Linked DNA regions of Homo sapiens: region 2 is linked to region 1. A link is a loop called in an ENCODE intact Hi-C map of the cell type or tissue named here. Cell type or tissue: Panc1. All regions are shown on one strand. Each heading gives the region's core, and the rest is flanking DNA. Links, peaks and the distances in the headings are about the cores only.

Evidence for each region. A loop is a pair of places that touch in the nucleus more often than their neighbours do. Peaks named below come from ENCODE experiments on the same cell type or tissue, not always from the same donor. Only the 100,000 strongest peaks of a DNase experiment are listed, where the experiment ranks them.
Region 2: a loop joins it to region 1, with 2.4 times the contacts of the local background. A loop is called at or near these places in 3 of 110 quality-filtered maps.

The regions. Positions count from the first base shown.
Region 1 is chr10:80,271,372-80,277,228 of GRCh38, reverse strand. MAT1A (methionine adenosyltransferase 1A) reads left to right here. Exons shown (of 9, transcript NM_000429.3): 6 at 635-853; 7 at 2,030-2,212; 8 at 2,576-2,709; 9 at 3,346-5,409. The coding sequence ends at 3,448. Among named protein-coding and RNA genes, the nearest start is that of MAT1A, 15 kb to the left of the region's middle. RefSeq lists an enhancer at 3,092-4,291. In Panc1, for the core only: no CTCF peak of the experiment used is centred there; no DNase peak of the experiment used is centred there.
Region 2 is chr10:80,522,260-80,528,116 of GRCh38, reverse strand. It overlaps LOC124902471 (a long non-coding RNA gene), which reads right to left and starts at 2,942. Exons shown (of 2, transcript XR_007062218.1): 1 at 1-2,942. It overlaps TSPAN14 (tetraspanin 14), which reads right to left. Exons shown (of 9, transcript NM_030927.4): 9 at 5,486-5,857. RefSeq lists an enhancer at 4,972-5,051. In Panc1, for the core only: no CTCF peak of the experiment used is centred there; no DNase peak of the experiment used is centred there.

The DNA.
Region 1 (5,857 bases), core at 342-5,341:
AGCTGCACCCCTGCGGGCACCACATGTCCCTAAAATCCTCTGAGCCCTGCTCTTGTGGGTCCATGCTGCTTTCGGCAGTATTGGGCCTGTGGCCAGCACAGGGTCTTGAGTGGCATCCAACCTTCTTCTTGGAAGAGCCCTGTCTACCAGCCCATGCAGCTCCAGGTCAGATCCCAGCTCTTCCGACTGTGTGATCTTGACCAAGACATTTACATTTTGGATCCTTGGCTTTCTTATCTGCATCATTGGCAGGAGGAGAGATACCTCCTGGGCTATAGAGGGTCAAGAAAGGGCTTTGGCCAGGGGGACATTTGCTGGCACCTGGAAGCCTCTGAGACAGAAGAGGAGACATGTAGTGGGTCAGAAGTTGAGAGGAAACTCAAGTCTCCAAGCAGTGCTAATTGTGGCCCCATGTGGGAATAGCTGGGCCTTACACCCAGTCCTCCCACAGCACCAGGCAATTTTTTGAACGTAAGAATGTGTCAGATTAACTCCCCCAACACCCTTTGAAGACAGGAGGCCCCACTTGGCTCCTGGGAGCCCTGCCCACCTCCTGGGTGCCTGTGTCTGGCCACGATGTGCCGTTCGCTCAGCCTCAGCCTCACAGTATCTCCCCCACCCTTCTGATGGACAGGTGACAGTTCAGTACATGCAGGACAATGGCGCAGTCATCCCTGTGCGCATCCACACCATCGTCATCTCTGTGCAGCACAACGAAGACATCACGCTGGAGGAGATGCGCAGGGCCCTGAAGGAGCAAGTCATCAGGGCCGTGGTGCCGGCCAAGTACCTGGACGAAGACACCGTCTACCACCTGCAGCCCAGTGGGCGGTTTGTCATCGGAGGTCCCCAGGTGCATTCTTGTCTCTGAACGAAGCCCTGGTTTGTCTTTGTTACTGGGGTTGCTTATGTCTCAGAGCAGGAAAACCTCAAGAGATAGCTTGGAGGGGGTCAGCTGACTCTGGCCATGGACTAAATGTAAAGTCGGTGAATTTTGGCCTCTGTACATTTAGTGCACTCTCTGGGGAGGTCTGCTATGTGTCTGACAGTGTGCAAGAAATGGGGGATATGTCCCTAGGATTCCTCCACTTAGCGCCACTGGGCCCTCCCACTCCTGCCATCTCAAGTGACCATCGACCTTACCCACGGCTGCTGCACCTCACCCTGCTCTGGTGCACATTCCCCACTGCAGCATTTGCACGTGGACAGCTGTTCCCGGGTGGCTGTTTCCAGATCTTCACCACAGGCTGCCTCTGGCTGTTGTGGGCACCAGAGTGGGACAGGGTGTTTTAGACAGGGCACCACTGCCCCCTCTCTTGTACTGCAAGTGTGAGGAGGTGGAGGTTGAGGGCACTGCTGTGAGGCTGCTGCCCACTGCCTGGGCCCTCAGCCGTGTGTGCTTTGCCAGAGTTGAGCTCCATCCCGGGTTCCAGTAGCAAGTAGAGTGTAGAAACACAGAGTAGAAGGAGGTAACACTTATTGTTTTTTCTTGCAGGACTTCTCAAAGCCTAGACATACTAGTATGAACTGTGGATCTCTAAAAGGGGGAGTAGAGCAGGCAGACTTCCCCAAATCATTTAACATAGAACTCCCACCCTTTTAAAGACATCACTATTGACTGGTGTTGCCCAGAGGACACTTGGGAAGTGGGCAGCATGGCATTTGCTAGGTGGCACCAGCCAGGGTTGTATTTATGACAGTGCAGTTCCTGCCTGCAGTTGGATCTCTCCATTGTGATGGACTCAGTAACAAAGGCATTAGGGAGTGGCTGTGACCCCAGAGAACCCCTGGCCCACCTTCTGCACTTGCTAATGAAGCTTTGGCAGGTTACCTGTTTTCAATATGTTGTCAGTGACTGAGCTGGGAGTGGAGTCCAGAGTTCTGGGCTAAGGGGTCTTAGGAAAATGTCTGTGGGCAGCCCCAGGACATCCTTCCTGAGTTGCAGTTCAGCTGCCATCACAGTACTTCAGCCCCCTCCAGCATCTAGGGGCTGGCTCTGCTTCTTATCTTGATTTCTCTCCCTCTGCAGGGGGATGCGGGTGTCACTGGCCGTAAGATTATTGTGGACACCTATGGCGGCTGGGGGGCTCATGGTGGTGGGGCCTTCTCTGGGAAGGACTACACCAAGGTAGACCGCTCAGCTGCATATGCTGCCCGCTGGGTGGCCAAGTCTCTGGTGAAAGCAGGGCTCTGCCGGAGAGTGCTTGTCCAGGTAAGCCCCCTCCACCCACCACCGTCCTGTTGCAGTGGAGGACCCCTGCCCAGTTCTGCCCTGAGTGAGGGGATGTTGGCCCGGTGGGAAAGCTGCATGCTTTGCCAAAGGTTGTGATTGTGTGATTGTGTTGGGCACTGTGGCCAGGGCTCTGAAAACCTAGGGGAGGGAAAACCAGAATCTTCAGGGAGAGAGGCGTGTAGAAGAACTGCCCTCGGTGAAGATAGCAGGAAAATTGCAGGGGAGCATGTGGGGCAAGAGGCATGTGGTCCCCGCTGGTCCCTTCAGAAGAAGGGCAAAGCTTCTGAAAGGGGCAGGGCCCACACAGAGGCTTCAATCCCTGACGCTGCACCTTGCTGGAAGGTTTCCTATGCCATTGGTGTGGCCGAGCCGCTGTCCATTTCCATCTTCACCTACGGAACCTCTCAGAAGACAGAGCGAGAGCTGCTGGATGTGGTGCATAAGAACTTCGACCTCCGGCCGGGCGTCATTGTCAGGTAAAGTGCCATGCGCTGCTATTACACAGGACCTTGCTCCTTCCTTGCCCAGATGCTCACCTCACCTGAAAGGGAGGCAGAAAGGAGGATGTTTCTGCCTCTCAGAAGTGGGAGGGTCTGTGAGCTCTTGGTACAGCACAGTGCATCCCCAGTGCAGAAAGCCTGGTTGTCAGGTTAAAGGAGGCTGCCCCAGGTTCCTGCTGGCCCAGTCAACACCAACTCCAGTGGGGCCATCTCTGAGCAACTGGGAGGCAGGCGGGGATCTTAGGAAAATAATTATTAATATAAGGCCAAATAGCTCAAATGGCTGGGAATCAAGTCAGCAAGTCTATTCCGTTTCTAGAGCTTAGTGGTGTCAACATTGGCCTGGGCCAGGTAAGTGGAGTGGGAGGAGAAAAGCACCGGAAGGCTGGAGTTAGATCCTGGTCCCTGAACCTCTAAGCATCCGTGGGGCTATAAAACGAGACCAGGGTATGGCACAGATAGGATGGGTGCGCGCAACTGCGGTGGGGAGGCGTAGTGCCATGCGAGGAGGGCTGTGTTACAGTTCGTTGCTCCCTCCTGTCCTTGAAATGGAGAAAGAAACCCTGCTCCTGTTCCATCTTCCAATGCCCTTCCTTTCTGCTGGACATGCAGGGATTTGGACTTGAAGAAGCCCATCTACCAGAAGACAGCATGCTACGGCCATTTCGGAAGAAGCGAGTTCCCATGGGAGGTTCCCAGGAAGCTTGTATTTTAGAGCCAGGGGGAGCTGGGCCTGGTCTCACCCTGGAGGCACCTGGTGGCCATGCTCCTCTTCCCCAGACGCCTGGCTGCTGATCGCCTTCCCCACCCACCAACCCTCAGGGCAAAGCCAGGTCCCTCTCATTTAGCCTGTCCTGTCATCATCATGGCCAGCTGGAGGCAGGGGCTTCCTGGTGCTGGAGGTTGGATCTTGATGTAAGGATGGGCATGGTGTTCTCCTGCTGCTCCCTCAGACTGGGGCAATGTTAATTTAGTGGAAAAGGCACCCCCGTCAAGAGTGAATTCCCTCACTCGTCTCCCCCAACAGCTGGACCCTGACCAGCTCCCCCTCCCTCCCCTTGCCTGTGCCAGGTGAGGTCAGCACATCTCAACAGGCCTCAGGGCTCCTTGTGGGCCTGGGCTCCTGGACCCCCCTTTCACAGGCAGCCAGTGCCCTGAGCCAGGGTCTCCAGAAAGCCCCACCCAGGCCAGGCATGTGGCAGGGGTTAGAGCAGGACTGATGTCTCCTAAGCACCTGTAATGTGCGAGGGACCCAGCTAATAACTGATCTCGTTTTTTCTTCACTGCAACATGATGAGGTAGTACCTTTTATATCCCATTTATAGATGGGGGAAAGCAAAGCACAGAGAGTCTGGATAACTTCCACAGGGTCCCACAGCCACGTGTTTAGACCTAGATGTATAACTAGGAGCTTTGACTCAGGAGCCTGTGACATACCCCCTCCCCCACCGTTGTCTCATGCCAGTAACAGGCTCAAACAATGACAAAGCAGATTCAGAAATGAGGCCATGGACTCTGTCCTGAAGGCCTGAGGTTACTGGAAATTAGGGGATTAACCCACTAGCTCTTGTTGAGCCGTGGGCAATTGTCTGAAAAGTGAAGACAGAACCACAGGGCTATTTTGTTTGCTTCATGTGTCCCAGAAGATGACTGAGGGTGAGTTGGCTTACCTGGCCCATCAGGGTAGGCTGGAGTTAGGGACTGACCAGCAGCTTTAGAATCCCAGCCCCCTGACCACTCAGAGACATGCAGAGATTGGGTTTTTGGACTTCTGGGGTAAGTGGTCTAAGTCCAGTCCAGTCCTATCTGGGCTTCCTGGAGCAGAAGCAGCAACTTGTCCTAGCACAGATGGCCAGCCCCTTAGACAGAGGCCCTCAAGTCTTTCTCTTTCCCTGGTCCCTTGTATCCCCTGCAGGCTGAGTGCATTTGGAGGGAGTGAGTGGCCCTTTCGGATCCAGGGAGGCTGGTCCTATGGCCTCATGTTAAATAGGCGGGGCTTGCCTTCTGGTGTTGGACAAGCTTCTGAGACGTCATGAGGAGATTCTGCCTTTGCCAGGTGACTGTCTGGGGAGCGGGTCTGCTCCCAAGGGGCCTGAGCAGTCCTTGGCCTGCTAAGGTCTTGGAACTTGCCTGCCTTTCCATCCATGGCCAGCAGCACCTGCCCTACCTGCCCCACTTGTCCTTAGCCTGGACCTCTGACAGCAGCATCTCTACCTTCTCCCCAGCTCCCAGGACCACAGGCTCAGGCAGGGGCCTCCATGGGCCCCAGGGGAACACTGGGGACTTGGCCTCTCTCTAGGGTACATGGTGCTGGGAGAGGCAGCCCAGGAAGTCTCATCTGGGGAGCAGGCAGCCAGCATCTGGGCCTTGGCCTGGAGCACAAAGACCCTGGCTTTCATTTTCTCTCAGGTGAAAGGAAATTAAGGCAACAAAAGAAGCCCGGCTCCTGGTCACCTAGGAAGCCTCAGATTCCTTCCCATGGAGGGAGGGAGTGGTTTGCAGGTGGCCAAGTTCCTCTAACTTGGCTCACACTCGACATGAAAATTCAGAATTTTATACTTTCCCTACCCTCTAGAGAAATAAGATCTTTTTTGTCAGTTTGTTTGTATGAAACTAAAGCCTTTATTTGTTAATAGTTCCTGCTAAAACAATGAATAAAAACTCAAGGAGCAACTACCCTATGCTTAGTTATTCTCTGCAAAACCCCAGAGACATGACACCTGCTCTGTATAGCATTCCCTGGTTGCCCACCCCCACCACCGGGGGAAGTTAGTATCCTCCCCTCGGGGTCACCCCATCCTGTCCACGTGGAGCAGATGTCTCATGGACTAGGTTTTTCTTGTTACTAGCAGCTATGTTAAGCCACACCACTGCCATGTTCATTCCTCACCACATCTCACCAAGGTGGATATTCTTAGGAAGCCCATTTTTACATGCGGGGCCCTGAGGCCCCAAAAAGGGTTAGGACCAAAGGCAGTGGCCACCTCTGGCTCCTCCCTGAGTTCTGTGTGCTCTCCTTACGCATTGCTGCCCTTAGGCTGCCTATGCCTTATCTTGTGCCCTTCCTGCATGGTGTCTGCATGAGACTGGCATGAGGGCATGCTCAGGCCATGTCTGGAGTATG
Region 2 (5,857 bases), core at 262-5,261, 250 kb before region 1:
AACCTGGGTCCATGAAAGACTGTGTGGAGCAGAGAATCCCCCACCCTAGTTCCCAGCAACTACCAGAGACTGTGGCATGAGCAAAAAAATAAACATTTTTCTTTCCTTTTTTTTTTTTTTTGAGATGGAGTCTCACTCTGTCACCCAGGCTGGAGTGCAGTGGCGTGATCTCGACTTACTGCAAGCCCCGCCTCCTGGGTTCAAGAAATTCTACTGCCTCAGCCTCCAGAGTAGCTGGGACTACAGGCACCTGCCACCACACCTGGCTAATTTTTTGTATTTTTAGTAGAGACGGGGTTTCACTGTGTTAGCCAGGCTGGTCTCAATCTCCTGACCTCGTGATCCGCCCGCCTCAGCCTCCCAAAGTGTTGGGATTACAGGCGTGAGCCACCGCACCCGGCTAAATAAACATTTTTCAAAGCCTCCCAAGTATAGGTAATGTTTGTTACAGTGGTTAGTCTATTCTGGCTCTATCCTTCTGTAACCACCGAAGGGCTGGTTAAAACATTTTATTGGGCCCCATCCCAGTTTTTGGTCCCATAGGCCTGAAGGAAGGGGCATACAATTTGCATTTTTATTTATTTATTGAAACAGAGTTTCGCTCTTGTTGCCCAGGCTGGAGTGTAATGGCACAATCTCGGCTGACTGCAACCTCTGCCTCCCGGGTTCAAGTGATTCTCCTGCCTCGGTCTCCTGGGTAGCTGGGATTACAGGCGCCCACAACCATGCCCGGGTCATTTTTTGTATTTTTAGTAGAGACAGGGTTTCACCACATTGGCCAGGCTGGTCTCGAACTCCTGACCTCAGGTGACCCACCCGCCTTGGCTTCCCAAAGTACTGGGATTACAGGCACGAGCCACCACACCTGGCCTGAATTTGCATCTTTTAACAAGTGCTGGGGGTAATGCTGCAGCTGCTGCTGGTCTGGGGTGATGTTGTGGCTGCTGGCCTTGTGAACCACTGCCCAAGTGCGTAGCTGCAGTGTGGGAGTTACTATCCCATTTTGCTGAGGAAATGGTACCCAGTTCCTGGCCGTCATGGGCACTGAGCTGCCTTCCTGCTGTGCCTCGTCAGTGCCTGCCTACATCGTTGCTCATTGATCATGGCCTGCGAGTTAGTGTCATCAGAGGAAGGGAGAAGAGTTCCTAGAGTGGAAACCCTGGGCTGTAAGCCCGGTTCTACCACCTCCCAGCTGTCTGGCAGCAGGCAAGTTCCTCAGTCTAAGTCTCTTTCCTCTGGTGTAAAAGGGGAAAAGGGTGTTCGTTTGCTCCCCACCCCCATCAGCCTGGCAGCTTTGTGCCCACAGTAGATTTTCTATGAGGACCTCTCACTGATGCACTTGAGTGGCAGAGACTTGGGACTAAAGGAGGACTTCTGGCCCCAGATGCCCCAGTGCCAGCCTCACCCTTGAGGGCCACAGTGAGCACCCACGTGTCTCACCGCCTCCAAGGCAGCTGAGACCTCTCCTGGTACAGGCTTACAGGGGGGAAGGCGGAATTGTACAGGGAAAAAAAACCTCAGACTACAGTCACAAATTTTACATGCACACCTTTGCCAGTTATGAGAATTGTGTTGCAAAGAGGAAGGAGTGGAGAGTTTACCAGCCAAGGGCTGGAGGACCCCAACACTCCAGTTTCTTAGAACATTCATTGCAGGTACTCTTTTATACTACCAAAGTCCTCCCACCCCATCCCCCACCAACCACAGCTTCCAGGAATCACTGAGATTCACAGAGAAAGGAAGTAAACACAATTAAGAACAAAGTTATGTTGAAAAGATATTTCAATGCACATGTTGCAAACAAGGCGAGTCCCAGGAATCATTCCGAAGAAAAAGACAGAATGACACTGAAATCCATCATGATGGTTATCCCATCATGATGGGAGTAAAGCCTTTAAGGGAGTAAAGCCTTAAAGATCTCCTTGTCAGATGAGACTTTTAGAACAGACCCGACATTCTGTTGACTTAGAAGAGCTGATGTCATCCTCAGAGCCCAGGTGATACACACATTCCTGGATGTGGCCACAGGGTGGATGATAGTACCCTCAGCTGAGATGGGAATAGGGGGCAGAGCAGTTTTGGATGTGGGTGGAATTGGGGGTTGGAGAAAGAGAAGCAAAGTTCAGCGGTTTGGGATGCAGCCACTGAGGTGTCTGCAGGAGTGGATGGAGAGGCAGAACAAGCATTTGAGGACACTCAGGCTCTCTGGGTAGCAGACATGGCCTGAGTGATTTCATTTACTACTGAGAGGACAGTGAGTGCCCCGGGCTGCCTCCCAGAGTGGCTGGCCCTTACCTAGGGCACCTGGTGGATGCTCTAACCCTCAGGATTCACTTTTCACCATGAGATATTGACTCCTTTAAATTTCTGCCTGTGTCCTATTTTAAAAGTGGCTCTGCTGGATGGACAAGTGGTGGAAGGAAATTTGGAATAAGCAACAGAGATTCTGGTTGTCTTCAGTAAAAAACTATGCATTGGGGCCGGGCGTGGTGGCTGACGCCTGTAATCCCAACATTTTGGGAGGCCGAGGCGGGTGGATCACCTGAGGTCAGGAGTATGAGACCAACCTGGCCAACACAGTGAAACCCTGTATCTACTAAAAATACAAAAATTAGCCAGTTGTGGTGGCATGCGCCTGTAATCCCAGCTACTCAGGAGGCTGAGTCAGGAGAATCACTTGAACCCGGGAGGCAGAGGTTGCAATGAGCCAAGATTGCACCACTGCGCTCCAGCCTGTGTGACAAGAGGGAAACTCTGTCTCAAAAAAAAAAAGAAAGAAAATAGAACTATGCATTGCTTAGGGTGCACCCTTCCAATTATCTGATTCTAGTCTTTCACTGCCTTTGAGCTATTTTTACAACTAAGTTGTAGAGTTAATGCAAAATAATTCTTGTCTATGGATGTGCATATTATACGAATAAGATTCAATTGACCTTTCTCCTCAAAAAAAAAAAAAAAAAAAAAAACCCCAGCCAGTTTCAACTTTCCTTTACTCCATACAGATTTATGGTTCATTGTGATTTCTCTTTTGAACTGGCTGTTAATCTTAGCAGCACTCTCAATTACTGAGTTAAATAAAATCTTTGACATGTGTACATGTAATATATATGAGTTATGCCTTTTTTTAAAAAATTATCTTTAACAGAAGGCACGGGAAGGACCACTACCTCTCAGAGATGGAAAGGCTTGCCATGGTCCACGCAGCACAAAGCCCACCCCCAGCCATATCATCCCAGACAGGAAGGGTGTAGCCTGGGCTTGCATACCTCCAAGGACAGGGTGCTCAGTCCCTCCTAGAGGCCACTTCACTTCTTCCCATATTGGCTCACAGCTGTGACTTTAAAACACAGAACGAGTGCATATCTAAAACTAGAAGAAAACACTATGGTCCTTCCTGCTGACAGCTGAGTGCTTGGGCCTAAATCAGCATCTACACACGCGGCCTGCAACCCTGGGTTCCATGCAAAGGCAGTGTGGCTGAATTGGCTGCAGGTGGAGTGAGGAGAGAGGCCAACACAGGCTCACGGTAACACTTCCACTGCCTCAGAACAAAACCCTGGATTTCCTGACCTTCCAGCAGTCCATGTGTATTTTCAAATACCAGGTTTTTCTCAGGGCACCAGGGCAAGCCGAGCAAGGCCCACACACGCTAGTCTCACACATGTCCCCCAGCACTGCCCCCAGGTTCCCAGCCCTGCTGAGCTGTCCTCACAGACACGGACACCCTCCCTCATAGGAGGTGCGGAGGAGCACCCAGTCCCGGTCTGAGGCCTCAGGCAAGTCCCAGCACACCCCAGGGCCTCTGTTCTCCTTATGAGTGGGACCAGATGGGGTCCACCAACCGTCCAAACGTGATATGCTGCTGTCTTCAGGGCACATTATCCCCAGCGTTGATGTTCACAATAATCCCCTTTCTCCCCACAGACCATCCCTCCTGGGCCCCAGGCCTCTGTGGCCTACCCTGGCCCCTTGGCAGTTGATGGCCACTCTGCTGCTTCTGGGGGCTCCCGGGCAACTTTGGTTGTGTTGGTTTCTGGTAGCATCTGCGCTCCAGGCAAGAAGCAACACCCTACCTTGTCTCCCCACCTCTATGGCACAGAAAGAGAACAGACCTTGAACTCCAAATGCCTGCTGAGGCTTGCCACAGACCTCGAAGCCTTGTTCCTAAAGGGACAGGGAAGTGGACCGTTTCGTTTCAGTGATTCAAAGCTTGAGCTATCTGACATGTGACCCAGGCAGCTCTCTCGTAGGGACTGGCAGCCACAGATAAAATTCCCCAATCATTAAAATTATGTTAGCAATAATTCAGGGGATGCATACTAAATAATCTGGATCTTTGTTAGATGCTTACCCATCTCAACTCATTTAATCCTTGAAACAACCTCACAGGGGTAGGAGGTTTTGTCACCTTATACCCACACACACCAGCAGTGGTCAGGCAGCAACAGGTACACCCCAGCCCTGAGTACCTACTTATTAAAATGTGATCCCCCATCCTGGCTAACACGGTGAAACCCCGTCTCTACTAAAAATACAAAAAAAATTAGCCGGGCGTAGTGGCGGGCGCCTGTAGTCCCAGCTACTCGGGAGGCTGAGGCAGGAGAATGGCGTGAACCCGGGAGGCGGAGCTTGCAGTGAGCCGAGATTGCGCCACTGCACTCCCGCCTGGGCCACAGAGCGAGACTCCGTCTCAAAAAAAAAAAAAAAAAAAAATGTGATCCCACCTCCCAGGAGAACTCCTCTAAAAACATGTTTTTTTCTTACAAACTGTAAGAAGCAATTCCAATAACACTGTAGTTTATATATATATATATATGTCCTTGTAAGTGCAAAACCCTGCAAAAAACTGTAACACCCATCCACAGAAGTGCAATGGCAATAGCTGACAGCATCCCCGGCCTTCATCCCCCTCCTGGAGGATGCTGCATTTCACAGCCGCATGGTTTCAGTGGGATAAAGCATGAGGAGGGGTGTGTCCGGGGATCCCTTCCCTTGCTGGCTTCACCACCACACCACCCATCAGGGGGAGGCTCGGGGTTTGTCTGTGGTAGACTCCTTCCCTCCACCATAGATGAAGGGGAGGCTGTGGAAGGCAGAGAAATGGAAACAAGATCCTGTTGACGTCACTGAGCCACTTGGATCAACCCAAACCTGAAACTCACCCCACCTTGGGACTTTCCAGTTTCAAGAGCCAAAACCTCCCCTCATTGTTTAGGCCAGTCTGAATTGGGTTTTCTATTACCTGCAACTGTAAATGGACTCCTCTGGTACAAAGGCAAGGCCCATCTGTTCTTGGCACACTCCTACAACTGATGGCGTGACCGTGAAAACGCACTGTGGATCAGTATATTAAGTAACACTCATAAAATAGTATGTAAAATGATTCCATGGGTGTGATGACCTGAGTAGATGCATGGACATTTTCAGGAAGGATTCCTAATAGTAGTTACCTCTGCGTAACAGAAGACATACTTTCACTTTTCACTTTACATTCTCTTATGTTTAGATTTTTATTTAAGTGTACTTTTTAAAAAGACTAGTTTAAAAGTTGTTTTATACAGTCCAAGGTGATAATTTATTGTAGTAGTTTTTTTTTAATTTTATTTTTTGAGATGGAGTCTCCTGTCACCCAGGCCGGAGCGCAGTGGCTCGATCTTGGCTCGTTGCAACCTCTGTCTCCCGGGTTCAAGCGATTCTCCTGCCTCAGCCTCCCGAGCAGCTGGGACTACAGGTGCACATCACCATGCCCGACTAATTTTTGTATTTTTAGTAGAAACTGGGTATCACCATGTTGTCCAGGCTGGTCTCGAACTCCTGGCCTCAAGTGATCTGCCTGTCTTAGCCTCCCAAAGTTCTG